2 separate regions of the Homo sapiens genome follow, and region 1 is linked to region 2. Evidence: read pairs that join two places in POLR2A ChIA-PET (ENCODE). Cell type or tissue: MCF 10A. All regions are shown on one strand. Links, peaks and the distances in the headings refer to the core of each region. The heading gives the core; the rest is flanking DNA. Region 1 has its middle 12 kb from the start of CPD. Region 2 holds the start of LOC124903971 (a long non-coding RNA gene).

Region 1 (9,924 bases), core at 686-8,685, 68 kb after region 2:
GTGCCTGTAATCCCAACTACTTGGGAGGTTGAGGCAGGAGAATTGCTTGAGCCCAGGAGGTGGAGGTTGCAGTGAGCCAAGATCGCACCACTGCACTCCAGCCTGGGCAACAGAGCAAGACTCTGTCTCAAAAAAAAAAAAAGAAAAAAAAAAAGACTTTTCCGAATGAAAAACTAGAAAATGGGAACTATTTAATAAGGCTAATCATGAAGTCTGAATCTATATAAATCTAGAAATAAGGTAAAACAACTATAGATATTACAAAATAGGACCTACATATGTGAATAAGGAAGCAGAGCTGCCGAGCGAAGAGGTGGACATCTGGGTGGTGGTGTGACCCAGTACAGGGTGTCAGAGCCTAAGAGGGCATCATCCACTCAGGGGTGCAGCCCAGCATAGGGTGCCAGAATCTAAGCAGGGTACCTATGTTGGAGGGCTGCTTGAGTGCAAGGAGTGCCTGCATAGGGTGAGACAGGTGTCCATGTAGGGTAGTAGTGGTGGCTCAGTGCAGAGTGTCAGAGTCTGAGCCAAATGAGGAAGGTATCCATGCATGAGGGCGACCTGTTGATGCTATCAGAGCTCAAGCAAGATAAGAAGGGCATCCACATGGGAGCATAGGCTGGCGCAGAGTAAAACCTTGAGCAGCACATAGAGGGACTACCGATGCAGGGTAAAAAGGTTTTTCGTACTTATTTGCCATTTTTTTCTGAAAGTATGTGATTTTTCTTAAAAAGTGCCCTAACATAGATTTCCCCGATATTACAGATAATTACCTGTGGGGAAATGACATAGAAAATATATTTAAAGTATTATTTGATGTATATGTATACAGATACTAGGAGTATCACATTAATCACATGACACTGATTCCTTTCAACTATCTTGCTTTTCTAATACATAAATAATTTTGCATGTGTCATTAAGAAACTTTCTCATGCTGATTTATTAAAGCATTTTAATGCTACTTAAAGAATATGAAGTGTGGCCGGGCGTGGTGGTTCACGCCTGTAATCCCAGCACTTTGGCAGGCCAAGGCAGGTGGATCACAAGGTCAAGAGATCAAGTCCATCCTGACCAACATGGTGAAACCCCGTCTATGCTAAAAATACAAAAATTAGCTGGGCGTGGTGGTGCATGCCTGTAGCCCAGCTACTTGGGAGGCTGAGGCAGGAGAATCACTTGAACCCGGGAGGTTGAGGTTGCAGTGAGCTGAGATCGTGCCACTGCACTCCAGCCTGGAGACAGAGCGAGACTCCATCTAAAAAAAAAAAAAGAATATGAAAGTGTGATGCTGAGTGCGGTGGTTCACACCTGTAATCCCAGCACTTTGAGAGGTGAAGGTAAGAGGATCACTTGAGCCAAGGAGTTTGAGGCTGCAGTGAGCTATAATCACAGCACTACACTCCAGCCTGGATGACAGAGCAATACCTTGTCTCTTTCTCTTAATTTAGAAAAAAAAAAAAAAAAAGGAAGTGGGCAGACTGCAAGTAAACCCTGAGAACTCCTAGATCACCTCAGTTTGCAGCACCCATTCACCTCTTTCCTCACCACTGCCTAAGAAGGCACATGAAGCTTAGTCACTGTGCAGACTCTCAAAACTTTCTGGAACTTCATGCAAAGGTTAAGCCTTGGAACCAACTCTGAATTTCCTTGTGGTTTCAAACTTGTCACATTTTCTTCTCACCTTGTCACCACCCACACAGACTCAGCCTCCTGGATGCATCACGCTTGGGTTGCTTCACTTCCTGGCTCCTGGTAAGCCACAATTGCAAGAGCTATTGCTGGTAAAACTGGTGACCCATTACAGGCACACAAATAAGAACATAGGTGCAGGGGAGCCACAAGTGCACTATCTGAATGTGTCAGGGTGAGAACATTATGTTTCCTCAGCTCTCACTCATCCTCTGGTGGAGAGGACTCTTTGGTCTTCAGTCTTCCAATAACTGTCTATAGAATATTTTTGCATGCTATTCATCTATACCTGAATGCAAGCATGCTTTCAGTACAGAAGAAATGTCATATAGGTCAGAATAATGTTTCAATGGGCTCAGGGTTTTTGTCCCCGGTTGTCCTATCAACCCATTTTGTACTATCTACTGGTAGTGGTTCCAAATTCTGATCTCCGAACTGGTGATGATATGGAAATAATTTTTTCATTATTATTAATCTGTCATGAAATTTTAGAAATAAGAATAATGTGGGAGAACAGGTCTAAATTTCATTTGGTAAAAAAGGAACTCTTTTTTCTTTTTTTTTGAGACAGGGTCTCACTCTGTTGCCCAGACTGGAGTGCAGTGACACAATCATGGCTCACTGCAGCCTCAACTTCCTGGGCTCAGGTGATCCTCCCACTCCAGTCTCTCAGGTGGCTAGGACTGTAGGCATGGGCCACCATGCCTGGCTAATTTTATTTTATTTTATTTTATTTTATTTTATTTAGTATTTTTTTGTAGAGATGGTGTTTTGCCATGTTGCCCAGGCTGGTCTCAAGTTCCTGGGCTCAAGCAATCTGCCCACTTCCCTTGGCCTTGCAAAGTGTTTCTTTTCCTTTTTTTTTTTTTTTTTTTTTTTTTGAGATGGAGTCTTGCACTGTTGCCCAGGCTGGAGTGCAGTGGCGTGATCTCAGCTCACTGCAACCTCCACCTCCCGGGTTCAAGCGATTCTCCTATCTCAGCCTCCCAAGTAGCTGAGATTACAGGTGCCTGCCACCACACCCAGCTAATTTTTTGTATTTTTAGTAGAGACGGGGTTTCACTATGTTGGTCAGGCTGGTCTTGAACTCCTGACCTTGTGATTCGCCCACCTCAGCCTCCCAAAGTGCTGGGATAACAGGTGTGAGCCACTGTGCCCGTCCCAAGAACTCTTCTTTATCCTGAGACTATGTCCTTGTATTTTTAGTTTCAAATATAGCTCTCCTTTCGGGGCCAGGTGTAGTGGCTCACGCCTGTAATCCTGTAATCACGCCTCTAATCCTAGCACTTTAGGAGGCCGAGGCAGGCGGATAACTTTTGTCCACCAATCTCAGCCTCCCAAAGTGCTAGGATTACAGGCGTGAACCACCGCGCCTGACTATTCTTCACATCTTGAAGCACAGCTACCACAGCTGACATAATAGTCCAACAATTTTGTCAGCAAATAGGCCAATCCTTTTTCAAGAATATCAATTCCTCCCCCTTTTGCCACCCAACAGCCTTCCATTCATTAACAACCACACTGGCTACCAGAAATTGGGAAAGAGAAGAGCAGCCACAGTAGCCAGAAAGTTAAGAATTGTCCTCTCCTGAGTCCTCACCTCTTCAAAGGCAGAGGAATGTTTATAGCTGGGTCATCCCTGAAGGCACTAGCAAAGCAGGAATACCAGGATGAGAGTGACAGTGAGAGAAACACTCATCTTTAATTAACGAAATCTGAATTTTGTAATCCCCAAATCTAGAAAGAAGCTATTTTAATGTTAGCATACATGTAAGGTTTATGTCCTCTTGAAAAATCAAATTTAATTTTGAGTTTTCTTTTGGGACAAGGAGACCCTCATCTTTTTAGTGCTTAAGGTCTCTAAGGCTCTCTCTCTCTCTCTCTCTCCCTTTTTCTTTTTTTAATTGAGACACAGTCTTGGTCTGTCACCCAGGCTGGAGTGCACTGGCATGATCTCAGTTCACTGCAACCTCTGCCTCCCGGGCTCAAGTGATTGTCCTGCCTCAGCCACCTGAGTAGCTGGGACTACAGGCGTGTGTCACCATGCCCGGCTAATTTTTGTATTTTTAGTAGAGACAGGGTTTCTCCTGTTGGCCAGGTTGGTCTCGAACTCCTGGCCTCAAGTTACCTGCCCGCCTCAGCCTCCCAAAGTGCTGGGATTACAGGTGTGAGCCACCGCACTCAGCAAGGCTCTTCTTTATCTGGCCTTAATTGTGTTTTCTTCACTTCTGCATGCCTGCAGCCTTGTACTGGCATAAAGACCATGCTTAATCAAGGTCTGTTGAATTAACCAATAAATGAACAAAAGACCTTGGAGAGTAGAATCAAGTGCTGGGAAAGGGACAAAGATAGGGAATGGGGAGCAGGGTGGCATTGGAAAGCACCATAAAAGAACTTGCCTGGAACATCTGCTTCAGATTTGCTGTAATTTCTACCAGTTTTGTCTTATCTTTGGTTACACTAGTTCACCCTCTTTTGTGTGGCTTCATTGTTCTTTCCTTTACTTGAGTGTTTCCCTTGAGCTAGTAATTTTTTCTTATGAAGGTCTTTTGCAGACCTACTCTCCTCTTCTATGTCCCTCCCACTTAGGATTTCCCAGGGAGCTTTGGTTCGTATGTGGGCTTGCAGTATTTGGGTAGCTGCTTTCTCCAGCACTATAATTTCCCTTGTACCATTTTTTTCACCCGGGCCTATAACAGAGAGATGGCTGCAGACTGTTCCCATGAATAGCATCAATCTCTTCACCTTCTGGAGCTTCAGCTTGTACTCTTAAGATGGAATCCAGCTGGCTGGGTGTAAATGTGCTTTGTTTGTGCCAATTCAGTCTCGGCAAGTGTTTTCATCAAAATTAGAGGCTGAAATTGCTGGCTGCCAGGGCATTCCTGGTAACTGAACATTTTTCTGGTTGAAGATGGGAGTCATGCCCTAGGCCCTTTATGCAAGAGTGCACCATCCCAATTTCTTGCTGTTTTTACTGGAGGATGTCTTCAGATCTGGCACACCATACTACATCTGAGCAAGACAGTATTTGGTCCCATTCAAATTTGTTGCTAGAATCTAGGGCCAGCCTTTGTCTAACCTGTAAAATAGGTATAAGGTAGAACCCTGGTGAAACTAAGCTATATTGCCCTGTCTCAGCCCAGATTCACATCCAAAAGAAATCAAAGACCAACTCCTATAAAAGCCTTGAAAAGTAAAGTATGTAAATCTTCACCATTCATTATTCACCTGAAGTGATCTTGAGGGCATCTAGGAGAAAGTTGCTGAGCTCATTATAGAGTACACCGTCACTCTACTAAAGTCGCACACTTCTCAAGAGCTGCTTCCACCCTCATATAAGCTCATTATTACCCTCTTCCCTCTCAGGGGATGCCAATATTTTTTTTATTTGAGGCAAAATTCACATAACATAAAATTAATCATTTTAAAGTGCACAATTGGCTGGGCATGGTGGCTTATGCCTATAATCCCCGCACTTTGGGAGGCTGAGGTGGGCCGATGTCTTGAGCCTAGGAGTTTGAGACCAGCCACGGGCAACATGGCGAAAACCCATCTCCACAAAAAATACAAAAATTAGCCAGGCATATGGTGTGTGCCTGTAGTCCCAGCTACTTGGGAGGCTGAGGTGGGAGGATTTCTTGAGCCGGGGAGGTCAAGGATGCAGTGGCATTTAGTATATTCACAAGGTTGTACAACTATTGGTTCTATCTAGTTCCCTAATATTGTCATTACCCAAAAGGAAACCCTGTACCCATTAAGCAGCCATTCCCCCATTCCCCCCTGCACCAGTATATTTTGTTTTTTTAATATATTTTTAAAAAAACAACAAAACAGAGACAGGGTCTCAGTATGTTGCCCAGGCTGGTCTTGAACTCCTGAGCTCAAAAAATCCTTTCACCTCAGCCTTCCAAGGTGCTGGGATTACAGGCGTGAGTCACCTCTCCTGGCCCTCTTCCAGTAATTTTAAAGGTCCCCTAGGCTATTCAAAAGGGTAGCCAGGGCCAGGCACGATGGCTCATGCCTGTAATCACAGTACTTTGGGAGGCCAAGACGGGCAGATCCCCTGAGGTCAGGAGTTCGAGACCAGCCTGATCAACATGGTGAAACACCATTTCTACTAAAAATACAAAAATTAGCTGGGGGTGTACTCCTGTAATCCCAGCTACTCAGGAGGCTGAGGCAGGAGAATCACTTGAACCTGGGAGGTGGAGGTTGCAGTGAGCCAAGATCATGCCACTGCACTCCAGCCTGCACGATGGAGCGAGACTTCATCTCAAAACAAAAAACAAAACAAGAAAAACAAAAGGGCAGCCAGGGCTGAGAACCGTTAGCGTCATGCGATCTCATTTCCCCTATGCTCTCCCTACTTAGAATGCCACTGTTTATCCAGGTGGCCAAGCAGCTAAATCAAAGATTCTCTTTAGAAATGTGGGGGCAAGTTCTGTTTTTTTGCCCCAGTCACACAGGTACCATTGGCTTTGGCAACCCAACTCCTCCTCTTTCAGTATTTTTCTCCATCATCTGCACTTCATTCTCACTGGCCTTTGCTCTCCAAGAAGCCTGTTAAACAAATCCTCTCTAAGGTAAGAATTCCCACTGTTTCTCCCCATTCCTTAAGGGTCAGCTGATCTCAAGATTCCTTGATGTTTGCCTTTTAATTGACGGAAAAGCCTTTCAGACTCAGAGAACCCCTCTCTAATGGTGCATTTTAGGCACTAAACAGATGGGGAGAGGAAGGAAATGTTTTAGGAATGAAGGAAACTTTTCCAGTTACTCTTCACCTAAGAATGACACATATACTGAACAAAGGATGGGGTTTGCAGTTGGAAGATAGCGTGGTCTTGGGCACCAGTAACCTAATGTCTCAGAGCCTGTATCCTTACCTGTAAAATTATGATAATATTGACCCGGAAGAGTTATATTTCCATAAGTTGCAGCCATAGGTACTGAGTCTGGTTGAAAATGAATTTAATAAAAGGATATTGGTTGGTTCACAGAATTGCTAGGTGAGTTGGCAAAATCAGGGGTTATAAACAGAAAGGAAGAATGCCGCAAAGCAAGCAGCAGAACTTAGGAGACCGCTCTACTGTCACCAAGTACCAGCTGCTGCAGCTCATCCTGCCAGCACCACTGGCGCTGGGGGCTGGGTGTTCTGTTTGCTCTGTTGCCCCAGAAGCTATACATTGCTGCCATTTCCCCCACCACAGCTAGAAAGAATTATCCACAGCCTCTGCTTCTTTGTTTCACTAGCTCCCAATTCAAAGTCTGTCACAGGTTTGTTTGCTTGGTTAAAGCTAGACTATGTGTCTCATGTCCTGTGAGAACAAGCACCTGGCATTTTCAGCCTGCAGAGTGGGAGAAGGCCCTGCCTTCCACCACGACTCCTAAGGTGGGGAGGGTTCGCCGGATGAAGGGAGGGAGTTCAGACACCGGGCATCCAAAAATAAAGACAAAGGTTCCTTTTCCAATTGTGGGGGTTAGTGAGACAAAGTGTATGAAAAGCATAAACGCTGAAGTGCCATGTTGGTATTGCTTAGCAACACTTTGTTCACACTGTCACGTATTGCACTGCATTTCCTTTTTTTCCTCCCTCTCTTCTTCTTTCTGTCTCATACGCAGTTATGTGCCCTCCAGCCCAGGACAGGGCACGCTCATAAATGCCGAATGAATACAATATTCTGCTGCCTTTGCTTGTTTGATGAAGCAGGTTGGTGTTTATTGGTTTGTCCCCGTTGCCAAAGGCCCTGATTTTCATTTGGGGATCCATGTAGTTCATGGGAATCAGATTCCATTCCCAGCACCAGCAATAGGGTTTATATACTAAACTAAGTCGATCAGCATATTCCATATCCCTGGCCATAGCAATTGGTTCAGGAGCAGGCAGGTGACCTAAGGAGTTCCAATCTGAGTTACGCTTGGCAATTTTGCAAGGACAAGAACATCCTCTGTTTTCTTGCTGAACTATGAATGAGAATGCATGTAGCATTGGGAGTTTCTGGCAGCCCTCTTGGAATCACCAGGGGAGTCAGACTTAGAATGAAGTGAACATTGTAGAAGGCAGGGCCACAGGACAAAAAGAAACCAGGTGTTTTGTGCCCATTTAGCCAAAATGGACACAGGAAAAAGCTATGCCCAAATCCAGACTTCTCCTTTGGACTTCTCAGTTATATGAGCCAATAAATTCCATTTATTATTTAAGCTAGAATGAGTCAGGTTTTCTGATTCATACAACTGAAAGTATCTGATACCTGCTTTGCTCCTTCCCTGCCTCATGATAATAGAATTACTGTTTATTCAGTGCTGGCTAATAGAGAGTCTTTTGGAAATACAGATCAAAATTACTATCATGTTCTCACAATTGGGAAACAGCATAATCTATGCCCTAGAAACAGAACTAACTAAAATTTAAAATAGAATAGCCCTACCTAACCTCAGCCAAATTTTAAAAGAAATTTCAGTAAACATCTTTTATTATTCTTTGGCCTAGAAAGATGAAAACATCAAGGAAGTAAGAGAAAACTCTCTTAAACAAACAAAATTAAACAAAACAAGAACACTACACCAGGCCAAGCACAGTGGCTCATGCCTGTAATCCCAGCACTTAGGGAGGTAGAGACAGGAGGACTGTGTGAGCCCAGGAGTTTGAGAACAGTTGGGGCAACAAAGTGAGACCCAGTCTCCACAAAAAATTAAAAAAATTAGCCAGGCATGGTGGTGCACGCCTGTGGTCCCAGCTACAAGGGAGGCGAGGCAGGAGGATTGCTTGAGCTCAGGAGGTTGAAGTTACAGTGAGTCGTGTTCATGCCACTGCACTCCAGCCTGGCTGATAAGAGTGAGACTTTGTCTGATTGTCTGATTAAAAAAAAAAAGTCCACCCCCTACCCTAAATAACACCTCCCCACACCTAAACACCTAAACCAAAACAAACAACAAAACATAATGCAAAGAAAGCAAAATGTATTCTATCTAACCTATAGGGGGAAGTACTATGGAGTGATATCCTACCTGGCTGTCCTAAGGCAGGTTCCTAAAAGCATAGCCTGAGACAGGGATGCTTACGTAAGTGATTTATTGAAGAGTGCCCTTGGGAGAAACCTGAAAGGGATTAAGGGAAGCAGATCAGAAGAAGATGCTGAGCAAGAACGAAAAAAAGAACTCTTACCTCAGCCTGATTCTGCAGAAAGCTCTGCCTGGAGCATAAATTGCTCCAAAGTTTGTCTCATCCAGAGGCAAGGGGGCCTGTATACCAGTAGGATGACCCTGGAAGAGGTGGGGTGGAGGCAGTGTGTGTAATTTCTTAGGCATTTCTGGGCAAAGTAGCTCCTGTCAGCCAAGGTAAATCTTCCCACAAAGATGCAGATGTAAGTAAGCATCAGCTAGGAGATGGGTGCACGAGCCTGGTAGAGAGAATCCGGGCAGACAACCAACAGCACTTGTAAGAACTGATATGGCCAAAGGTTCTCTTGAAAATTCCCTCAATTTGCCCATTTTGAGACTTTATTTAAAAAAAATTTCAGAAAATCATTCATTATTATTATTATTATTTTGCTGCTTGTAACACATTAGCAAATTTATGAAAATTCTAATTGCATGCCATTTCATGTTTCCATCATCCTTGTCTTCTAGGGACAGCTTCTTGTCAGTGCCTCTAATTCTCCTTTAAGTTTATGTGTCTCTGGCTGGGTGGTGGCTCACACCTGTAATCCCAGCACTTTGGGAGGCCAAAGCAGGCGATCACTCAAGGCCAGGAGCTCGAGACCAGCCTGGCCAACATGGCGAAACCATGTCTGTACCAGAAAAATACAAAAAGTAGCCAGATGTGGTGGCGTGTGCCTATAACCCCAGCTACTTGTGAGGCTGAGGTGGGAAAATTGCTTGAACCCAGGAGGTGGAGGTTGCAGTAAGCCAAGACTGCGCCACTGCACTCCAGCCTGGGTGACACAGCAAAACTCCATCTCGGAAAAAACAAAAACAACAACAAAAAAAAAAACAGTTAATATGTCTCTATGGCCCTCAGTTAATTCTTCAATTTCTTCCTCCGCAGGTACTAACCACATTACTGTTCACCTGCATATTGCATTTTATTTTTGTTAATGGTCAGTAAACCTTTAAAGTTACTTACACATCCTTTCTGCAGTTTTAAACCAACATGTACATCTGGTTTTGGCTTTGTTTTTTTGTTTTTGTTTTTGAGACAGAGTTTTGCTCGTCACCCAGGTTGGAGTGCAACGG
Region 2 (9,924 bases), core at 784-8,783:
CACAGATAGTGCCCTGGGCTGCAATGTGCAGTTGCACAGGGTGTTCATGGCACAAGGGCACCAGGCTGAGTGTGGTGAGTAGGGACTAAAATGCAGTCCAGGCTCTGCTTGCCAAGCCATGCACCCTGGCCCAGGCTGTGCACAGAGTATGATGTACCTTTCACTACTTTTTTTTTTTTTTTGAGATGAGTCTCACTCTGTCACCCAGGCTGGGGTGCAGTGGCATAATCTCGGCTCACTGCAACCTCCACCTCCTGGGTTCAAGCAATTTGCCTGCCTCAGCATCCTGAGTAGCTGGGATTACAGGCACGCACCACCATACCCGGCTAATTTTTGTATTTTTAGGAGAGACGGGGTTTCACCATGTTGGCCAGGCCGGTCTTGAACCCCTGACCTCGTGATCTGCCCACCTCGGCCTCCCAAAGTGCTGGAATTAAAGGCATGAGCCACCACGCCTGGCCCCTTTCACAACTTCTTATAAGGATGCCATATGGGAGTAGTATTAGCTCTGAAAATGATAATGTTTAAAGTATGGGTGAAGACAGAGGAGCCAGCAGAAATAGAAAGATCAGTCAGCGAAGTAGGAGACCCGGGGAGTTATGTCCTGGAATCCCAGGAAGGCAAGGAGAGGACAGTGAATTGAATTAAAAGCTGCAGAAAGTCAAGTAAGATTGGTTTTGGCAACTGGGTTACAGGCAACCTTAGAGAGGGCAGTTTTAGTGGAAGGGAAGGGTGGGCAGAAGCCACATCGTAATGAGTTGAGAGGGAGGTAAATATTAGGGAAGCTCTTTGGGGAGAAAGGGTAAATTTGTGTCTACTGGAGGATGAGAGGAAGGAACCAGTACAGATGAGAGATTAAATATGTGTCAGAGAGGATACAATTGCAAGAGTAAGAGCTCAGGAGGAGATGGAATCACTGGGGAAGGTGGAGGGGACCAGTTTTACAGCTATTGCCACCCTTTCCATACTGGCGATTACATTTCTCCACCCCATGCCCAGAGATTTCTATCATCATCTCTTTGCTGGCCTCCTGCTCTGTCCTCATCATCAGGGTGGCACCCTTATTACCAGATTTCCACCCAGCAATTCACACCCATGCACTCAGCCCCCATATGGGCATGGTGAGGAGGTACAGAATAAAACCGGTTTCCCAGTGGGTTACCCCCAAATGACCTACCCAGGAAGACATTTCTCCAAGAAGAAAATTCTGTGTTCTATCCTTCTTATTCCAGCCAGAAGAGATGTTGTACAGCCCGGTGACACCTCGTGGGACAAAGCAACCAGAAACAGAATTCTAGTATGAAGTCTCTAATATTAAAAAAGAAAATATTGCCTGTAATCCCAGCACTTTGGGAAGCTGAGGTGGGAGGATTCCTGCCTTGAGTTCAAGGCCAGGAGTTGAAGACCAGCCTGGGCAACATAGTGAAACTCCACCACTACAAAAAAAAAAAAAAAAAAAGAAAGAAAAAGTTTTATAAAAAATTAGCTGAATGTGGTGGCAGACACTTTTAGACCTAGCTACTCAGGAGACTGAGACGGGAGGATCACTTGAGCCCAGGAGTTTGAGGCTGCGGTGAGCTATGATCACACTGCTGTACTCAGCTCTCTCTAAAAAGAAAGAAAAGAAAATCTTTATAAATCCTGTGAGGCAGCACCATTTGCCACTGCAGATATGCCTTCTGCCTGTTGCTTCCATGCCACTCTACCAAGTTAAAGCAAACAAGGCCAGTCTCAAGGCAAATTTTCCACCCTGTGTCTCCTCCTTTGCTGTCCACCAATCTTTGACATGTGTTTGTCAACTACTTCTTTTTTTTTTTTTTTTGAGATGAAGTCTCGTTCTTGTCCCCCGGGCTGGAGTGCAATGGCGTGATCTCGGCTCACTGCAATCTCTGCATCCCAGGTTCAAGCAATTCTCCTGCCTCAGCCTCCCAAGTAGCTGGGATTACAGGCACCTGGCCACCATACCCAGCTAACTTGTGTATTTTTAGTAGAGACGGGGTTTCACCATGTTGACCAGGCTGGTTTCGAACTCCTGACCTCAGGTGATCCGCCTGGCTCGGCCTCCCAAAGTGCTGGGATTACAGGCATGAGCCACTGTGCCCGGCCGCAACTACTTCTATTTCAATAGAAAAGACCAGGTTTTTATGTTGAATGGAAGTCTAGGCTAGAATCTAACACAAACATTCTCCAATTCTATGAAACTCATTCATACTTAAGTGTTGTCCCACTAACTCCAAGATTTGCCTTGGTCAGGAAGCCTCCTTATATTTCACTAGATGTGATAGTCAGCTTCAGAGTTCACACATTGGTAGTCTACTGGAGCAAATTCAGCTTTGAGACGTTTTGTTTGGCCTGCATGGTAATTTAAAATTTTTGAGCTGGCCGGGCAGTGGCTCATGCCTGGAATCCCAGCACTTTGGAAGGCTGAGGCAGGCAGAATGCTCAGGAGTTGGAGATCAGCCTGAGCAACATGGCAAAACCCTATGTCTATAAAAAATACAAAAATTAGCCAGTGTGATAGTGTGCACCTTAGTCCCAGCTACTTGGGAGTCTGAGATGGGAGGGTTGCTTGAGTTTGGGCGGTTGAGGCTGCAGTGAGTCATGATCATGCCACTGCCCTCCAGCCTGGGTGACAGAGCAAGACGCTGTCTCAAAAGAATTTTTTTTTTTGAGACAATATTTATAACTGGGAAGTTTCAGATCCAAATCTGGGTAGCTGCCTTCTCTTTAAAATATTGTTGTTTTGGCTAGGTGCAGTGGCTCATGCCTACCACTTTGGGAGGTCAAGGAGGCAGATCACTCGAATCCAGGAGTTCAAGACCAGCCTGGGCAACATGGTGAAACCGATAGTGACAGGAGGCAGTCAAATGCCTAGGCAGATAGGGGTGGGTCCCCGGTGAAATCCCACCTTCAAGCCAAAGACAGTTTAAAGCCTGAAAGCCAAGCTACAAGTCTTGGATGAATCCATGGACTGGATTGAGAACCCCTCTTCCTGTTTGGCATGGTTTCCTCTGACTGAGCCCCATCCTTCACCTAATTTACATATACCTACCCTTCCCTAATTGATTTTTGACACTGTTGTGCCTTTGTTTCAGCCTTTTTGCCATACCCACAAACCAATCAGCACACGCTGCCCCATTCTGAGCCCATAAAAGCCCCGGACCCAGCCACACTGGGAGAGAGACCACCCAACTTCAGGTGGCAGACCATTCTCGCATTCCCTCTCTATTGAGAGATATTTCATTGCTCAATAAAACTCTTCTCCGCCCTCCTCACCCTTTGATTGTCAGTGTAGTCTCATTCTTCTTGGAAGTGGGACCCTGCTGAATGCAAATATGAAAAGGCAGTAACACTGTAGCCCTCTGCCCTGCATTGGCACCTGGCAGCTGCCCCACACTATGACAGGGCTGGGCCAACCCAGAGCCATGGGCTAGAGCAGGGCAGTGGGACTGATAGAACTGTTAACCCCAGACTAAAAGAGCTGTTAGCATGTTGTAACACCCCCTCTGGGGCTTCAGGGTCACAGGCTTCCCTATTTGGGCACCACCACATTCCCCTCACCTGGATGCCAGAGTCCACCACAGGAGTCTCTTGCGACAGGTGTGGTCCAACTGCAAGCCCCACATGGAGCCCGCTTCTATGCCAGCACTTGGAGCTGCTGGCCAGACCCTGCACTCGCTCACCCACACACCCCTTCCCACTGGGGGCTGAGCATGCAATTGTGGTGCCTGTGGGATCCATGCTGGAGCACAAACCAGGCACAGCCTATGGGCTGAGTGGGCTGGATGCCTCCTGCAGCAAGCCCAGTGCCAAGCAAGGCCAGGACAGGGGCATCACTGGCCAGAGGTCTCTGGCTGGCAAAGCAGCCGAGAAAAATCCCGTGTCAAAACCCCATCTCTCCCAAAAATACAAACATTAGCCAGGCATGGTAGTGTGTATCTATAGTCCCAGCTACTTGGGAGGCTGAGGTGGGAGAATGGTTTGAGCCTGGGAAGCAGAGGTTATAGTGAGCAGAGATTGTGCCACTGCACCCCAGCCTGGGCAACAGAACCGAACCCTCTCAAAAAAAAAAGAAAAAGAAAAAAAAATTGTTGTTTTCCCATGATAGTAATTTCTGCATCAAAAGAGGGGGAAAAAGTGTTACATTTATTGCCTATGGATATTTGCGTTTTCAACTCCTGATTTAGAATGACCTGGGTGGAGTTTGGGAAAATTATTTTTCCCCTTCCACTCTCATCCCCATTCTTATCCTTGTAATTCCCACCTCCCTGAGATGAGCAAAGCCAGCAGGTGTGACCCTGCCAAAACTTTGAGATATTGGATCCTGGGGCTTTTTGGGCCCACAGGAGCCTATATCCCTTCACTATAACTTTTCTCCAGAATGTGGCGTGCACCCATCTGTGTCCAGGAGAACTGGCAGCTTTCTGACATCCACCTTCCCTGCCACTCCTAAACTCCATGTGGGCTTAACCCAACCTGTGGCCTCTCCTTCAGCCCAAAGAACTTTAGATTCAGGTTTTAAATGTTTCAGCATATTCAACATTAGTTGTAGATTATTTTGGGGTTTTTTTTTTGAAACGTGATCCAATGTTCTTGAATGTTGTTGCTTACACCCACATTATTCTCACCTCTGGATATAACATTTCTGCCAGTCACTGCTCTAGGTGCTAGCACTTCACAGAGCATTCTAGGCAGAGGAAACAACATATGCAAAGGTAGAGGCATGAATGGCCTTGAGTCTGATTCAAGAACAATGAAAAAGTTTGAGTTTTATGACCATTTGAGTTATGCAAATTTGAAATCATTCATTATAAACCATTAATAGTACTTCATTATATACACAAAATTTGAAGTGGTGTGAAACCTTTGTAATATTTAATATTTGTCAGGAATTGCATACTTTCAAACCTGGTGGTGGTAAAGTGAGTTAGAAACTGTTTATGCTAGTGCCACATGGTGGAGCCATTTTAGCTGGAAAAATAGTATCTTTCCTTCAATAAATTCACATTTATTGCTATGAGAAAAACAGTCTTGGATTTTGCAAGTTTTAAATTTTATGTGAAGATTTCAGGAATGTATCCCTTTCATAAAATTCGGCTGCTCTAGAATTTGGTGTGGCAGTAGCATAGAGTAAATGGCAGGGGAAAAAATGTATATAGGAGATAAGAGATGAGGTTGAAAAAATGGTTTACAGTCAAATCATGAAGCCCTTTGAAAGGTATGCATCTTTTACTCATGGGGATATGACTCTACTCACAAAATTCTCCTATATCAGTAAAAAAAAAAAAATGAGAGAGAATCAACTTCAAATTATATTTCCCATAAAGGGAATAGGTTGACATTATATTTTCCCCAAATTTCTCTCTTTCATTCATTTATTTAACTGCTTGTTGAACACCTACTGATTGGCAGCAACTGTACTAGGCACTTGAAATACAAAAAATGAAGGAGACTAGTCCTTGACCTCAAGAAGCTTCAATCTAACAGGGAAAATGAACACAACAAAATTAATCATTATTTTTTGATTAATACAAAAAAATTCAGCTGGGTGTGGTGGCTCACACCTGTAATCCCAGCACTTTGGGAGGTCAAGGCAGGTGGATCACTTGAGGCCAGAAGTTCAAGACCAGCCTGACCAACATGGTGAAGCCCTGTCTCAAAAAAAAAGAAAAAAAATTCATAGAGCATTATTACATGTCAGGCACTGTATTAGATACAGAAATACACAGGAAAACCATATAGACAAGGTCTTTCCCTTCTGGTGCTTGCATTCTAGTGGGGGAGTTAGACAATAAACAAATATATGCAGATAATTTCAAATAGTGACATAAAGAAAATAAAACACAATGATGTGATAGTGACTGGCCAGGGGGAGTAGTGGCATTAAAGGCCTCTTTAAGGAGGTGACTATTTGTCCTGAAACTGAATGGCAATAAAGATCTGGCTTTGTGAGGACCTGTGGGAGAAAGCAAGGGCAAGGGCCTTATAGAAACAAGCAGCACTTAACAAGGTCATTGGGTTCATTTTGCCTGCTGCCCAGATAGAGCCAATTTATCACAACAGGGGAATTGCAATAGAAAAAGGGTTTAATACACGCAGAACCAGCTAATTAGGAGACCAGAGCTTTATTATTACTCAAATCAGCCTCCCTGAAAACACAGAGGCTAGGGTTTTTCAAAGACAGTTTGGCAGGCAAAGGAATGGGTTCAGCTGATTGGTTGGGGATACGATCATAGGGATGTGGAAACTCCAGTCCTTGTGTGTTGAGTCTACTTCTGGGTGGGGGCCACAGGACCAGTTGAGTCAAGAGTCATGGGTCTGGGTGAGGCTATCTGGTTGTCAGAAACGCGAAAGCCTGAAAAGACATCTCAAAAGGCCAATCTTAGGTTCTACAATAGTAGATGTTCTACAGTAGTGATGTTATCAGTAGGAGTAACTGAGGAAGATGCAAATCTTGTGACCTCTAATAATGGCTGGTCATTATTTGCACCTAGATCTTAGCAGAATCCATGCTGCTCTAATCCTCCTAACTTGATGATCTTTTATTAGTTTTACAAAGGCAGTTTAATTTGGGGAAAGGCTATTATGATTTAAACTATAAACTAAGTTTCTCCCAAAGTTAGCTTGGCCCAAGCCCAGGAATGAACAAGAACAGTTTGGAGGTTAAAGGCAATATGGGAGTTATTAGATCAGATCTTTTTCATTGTCATAATTTTCTCACTGTTATAATTTTTGCAAAGGCAGTTTCACTTCCTCTTTCAAGTCCAGTGGAAAAAAGTCTGGCTTTTTCTTACTCCCTCCTAAGAGTGAAGGCCAACTTTCCCAGAAGCTTTCAGCAAATCTCTCCCTGAATTTTGTAGTCCAAAAGGAGATCACATGCCTTTTCCTGAACCAATCATTGGTTAGGAGATGGGATTACCCTTACCTCAATGAAGCCTGTCCCTAGTACACTGGTCAGTTCCCCAAATTGTATTGTTTCTCCTCAGTGCTACGGAGATGGGATGGTTGTCGAGAGTTAATCACAGTGTTCACTGCATCATCACAAGAAGTTTAGGTTTTATTCAAAGTGTAATGAGAGTTTTAAGAAATGAGACATGATTTGATTTATGTTTCTAAGGGTAACTTTGAGGATAATTATAACACATTTAATTGGAAAATATAATATTAAATATATAAACATCAAACTAACAATAATATATATAAAGAACTCCAAAATATCAATAGGAAAAGACAAACAATCCAATAGAAAAGGAGACAAAAGACCTAAACAGACATTTTACAAAAAAGAAAGCATAAATGGCAAATAAACAATGATGATGGAAACACAAACTAAAAAGCAAATAAGATGCTTTCACTGGCAAGGGGTCCCGATCCAGGCCCAACGAGAGGGTTCTTGGACCTCGCACAAGAAAGAATTCAGGGCGAGTCCATAAACTGAAAGCAAGTTTATTAAGAAAGTAAAGAAAAAAAAGAATGGCTACTCCATAGGCAGAGCAGCAGTTTGGGCTGCTTGACTAATTATAGTTATTTCTTAATTATATGCTAAGCAAGGGATGGATTATTCATTAGTTTTTTGGGAAAGGGGTCGACGATTCTTGGAACTGAGGGTTCCTTCCCCTTTTAAAGTTAATTTTTTTTTTTTGAGACAGAGTCTTGCTCTGTTGCCCAGGCTAGAGTGCAGTGGCATGATCTCGGCTCACTGCAACCTCCGCCTCCTGGGTTCAAGCAATTCTCCTGCTTCAGCCTCCTGAGTAGCTGGGATTACAGGCACCCGCCACCATGCCCAGCTAATTTTTGTATTTTTTTTAGTAGAGACGGGGTTTCTACTAAACCCTGTCTGACCATGTTGGCCAGGCTGGTCTTGAACTCCTGACATTGTGATCCGCCTGCCTTGGCCTCCCAAAGTGCCGGGATTACAGGCATGAGCCACTGCGCTTGGCCCATATAGGGTAACTTCTTGACATTGCTGTGGCATTAGTAAACTGTCATGGTGCCAGTGGGAGTGTCTTTTAGTATGCTAATGTATTATAATTAATGCATAATGAGGAGTGAGGATGACCAGAGGTAGCTTTCATTGCCATCTTGATTTGGTGGGATTTGGCTGGCTTCTTTACTACATCCTTTTATCAGCAAAATCTTTGTGACCTGTACCTTGTGCCAGCGACCTACTGCATCCTGTGACTGAGTGCCTAACCTCCTGGGAATGCAGCCCAGTAGGTCTCAGCCTTATTTTACCCAGCCCCAATTCCGGATGGCGTCACTCTGGTTCAAACACCTCTGACTATTCCCAGTTTATACCTAGATAAGCAAAAATTTTGAAGGCAGGTATTAAAAAATATGTTGACAATTCTTTTGTACTGCTGATAGAAGTATAAATTAATATTACCACTTTAGAAAACATTTGTCAATATTTTGTAAAGTTGAAGACACACATACTCTATAATCTAGCAACGCTATTCTTGAGTATATTTTCTTGAGCTATTCTGTCCAATATAGTAGCCGCTAGATGCTTGTGGCTATTTAAATCTAAATTAATTAAAATAAAAAATTTAGTTTTTCAGTTATACTAGTTATATTCCACGTGCTTAATAGCCACACATGGCTGGAGGCTACCTCATTGGACGGAGAGCATATATATAGAACATTTTCATTATCACAGTAATTTCTCTTTCCCTAGAGAAGTTCTTGCGTACATGTACTATAAGTCATGGTCAAAACTGTTGGTTCTAGCTTTGCTGGTGATTGCATAAAAACTCAAGAAAAATCCACAGTTCATCAACAGAAATTTGTATGAATTGTGATATAAAAATCTACATGGATGAGTTTCAGAAGCAATGTTGAGTACAAAAATCATGTGGCAGAGCAATGTTGAGTACAAAAATCATGTGGCAGAGCAAATGGCATGAAATCTGTTTTCAAAATTTCAAAACCAAGCACAGTTAAATATTGTTTTTTTTCTTTTTTCTTTTTCTTTTTTTTTTTTTTGAGACCGAGTCTCATTCTGTTGCCAGGCTGGAGTGCAGTGGCTCGATTTCGGCTCACTGCAACCTCCGCCTCCCAGGTTCAAGCAATTCTCCTGCCTCAGCCTCCCGAGTAGCTGGGACTACAGGCACACACCACCATACCCAGCTAATTTTTGTATTTTTATTAGAGATGGGGTTTCACCATGTTGACCAGGATGGTCTTGATCTCTGGACCTCATGATCCACCTGCCTTGGCCTCCCAAAGTGCTGGGATAACAGGCGTGAGCCACTGTGCCTGGCCTAATGTATTGTTTAGAAATATATACATAGATGGTAAAAGATTTTTTTTAACAAGTGAATGTCAAACACCAAATTCAAGATAGTATTTACCTTTGGGGAGGAGACACTGAGCTTCAAAGGTATTTATAGTTTCCTATTTATTTTATTTTATTTTTTTTTTGAGACTGAGTCGCATTCTGTCACCCAGGCTGAAGTACAGTGGTGCGATCTTGGCTCACTGCAACCTCCACCTTCTTGCTTCAAGCGATTCTCTTGATTCAGCCTCCCAAGTAGCTGGGATTACAGGCACCTGCCACCATGCCTGGCTAATTTTGTATTTGTAGTAGAGATGGGGTTTCACCACGTTGGCCAGGCTGGCCTCGAACTACTGACCTCATGATCTGCCTGCCTCAGCCTCCCAAAGTGCTGGCATTACAGGCATGAGCCACAATGCCAGCCTAGTTTCCTATTTGTTAAGCTGATGTTGGGTACATGGGTGTTCATTCTACAGTATTTGTTATACCTAATTTTATACATTGTCTATGTATTTGTATATATGAAATATTTCTTCTTTAAAAGGTCATTGTGACTGCAGTGTAAATGATGGACTTAAAAAAGAAAGGAAGGCCGGGCACGGTGGCTTACGCCTGTAATCCCAGAACTTTGGGAGGCCGAGGAGGGC

What was found. Peaks named below come from ENCODE experiments on the same cell type or tissue, not always from the same donor. Only the 100,000 strongest peaks of a DNase experiment are listed, where the experiment ranks them.
Region 1: POLR2A ChIA-PET joins it to region 2 with 5 read pairs; 6 of 35 experiments call an interaction of 5 or more read pairs at or near these places.

Annotation. Positions count from the first base shown.
Region 1 is chr17:30,362,278-30,372,201 of GRCh38, forward strand. No RefSeq gene overlaps it. Among named protein-coding and RNA genes, the nearest start is that of CPD, 12 kb to the right of the region's middle. RefSeq lists an enhancer at 1,443-1,682. In MCF 10A, for the core only: no CTCF peak of the experiment used is centred there; DNase peaks (open chromatin) are centred at 1,664 and 5,654.
Region 2 is chr17:30,294,244-30,304,167 of GRCh38, forward strand. It overlaps LOC124903971 (a long non-coding RNA gene), which reads left to right and starts at 447. Exons shown (of 2, transcript XR_007065700.1): 1 at 447-1,297; 2 at 2,752-3,275. In MCF 10A, for the core only: no CTCF peak of the experiment used is centred there; no DNase peak of the experiment used is centred there.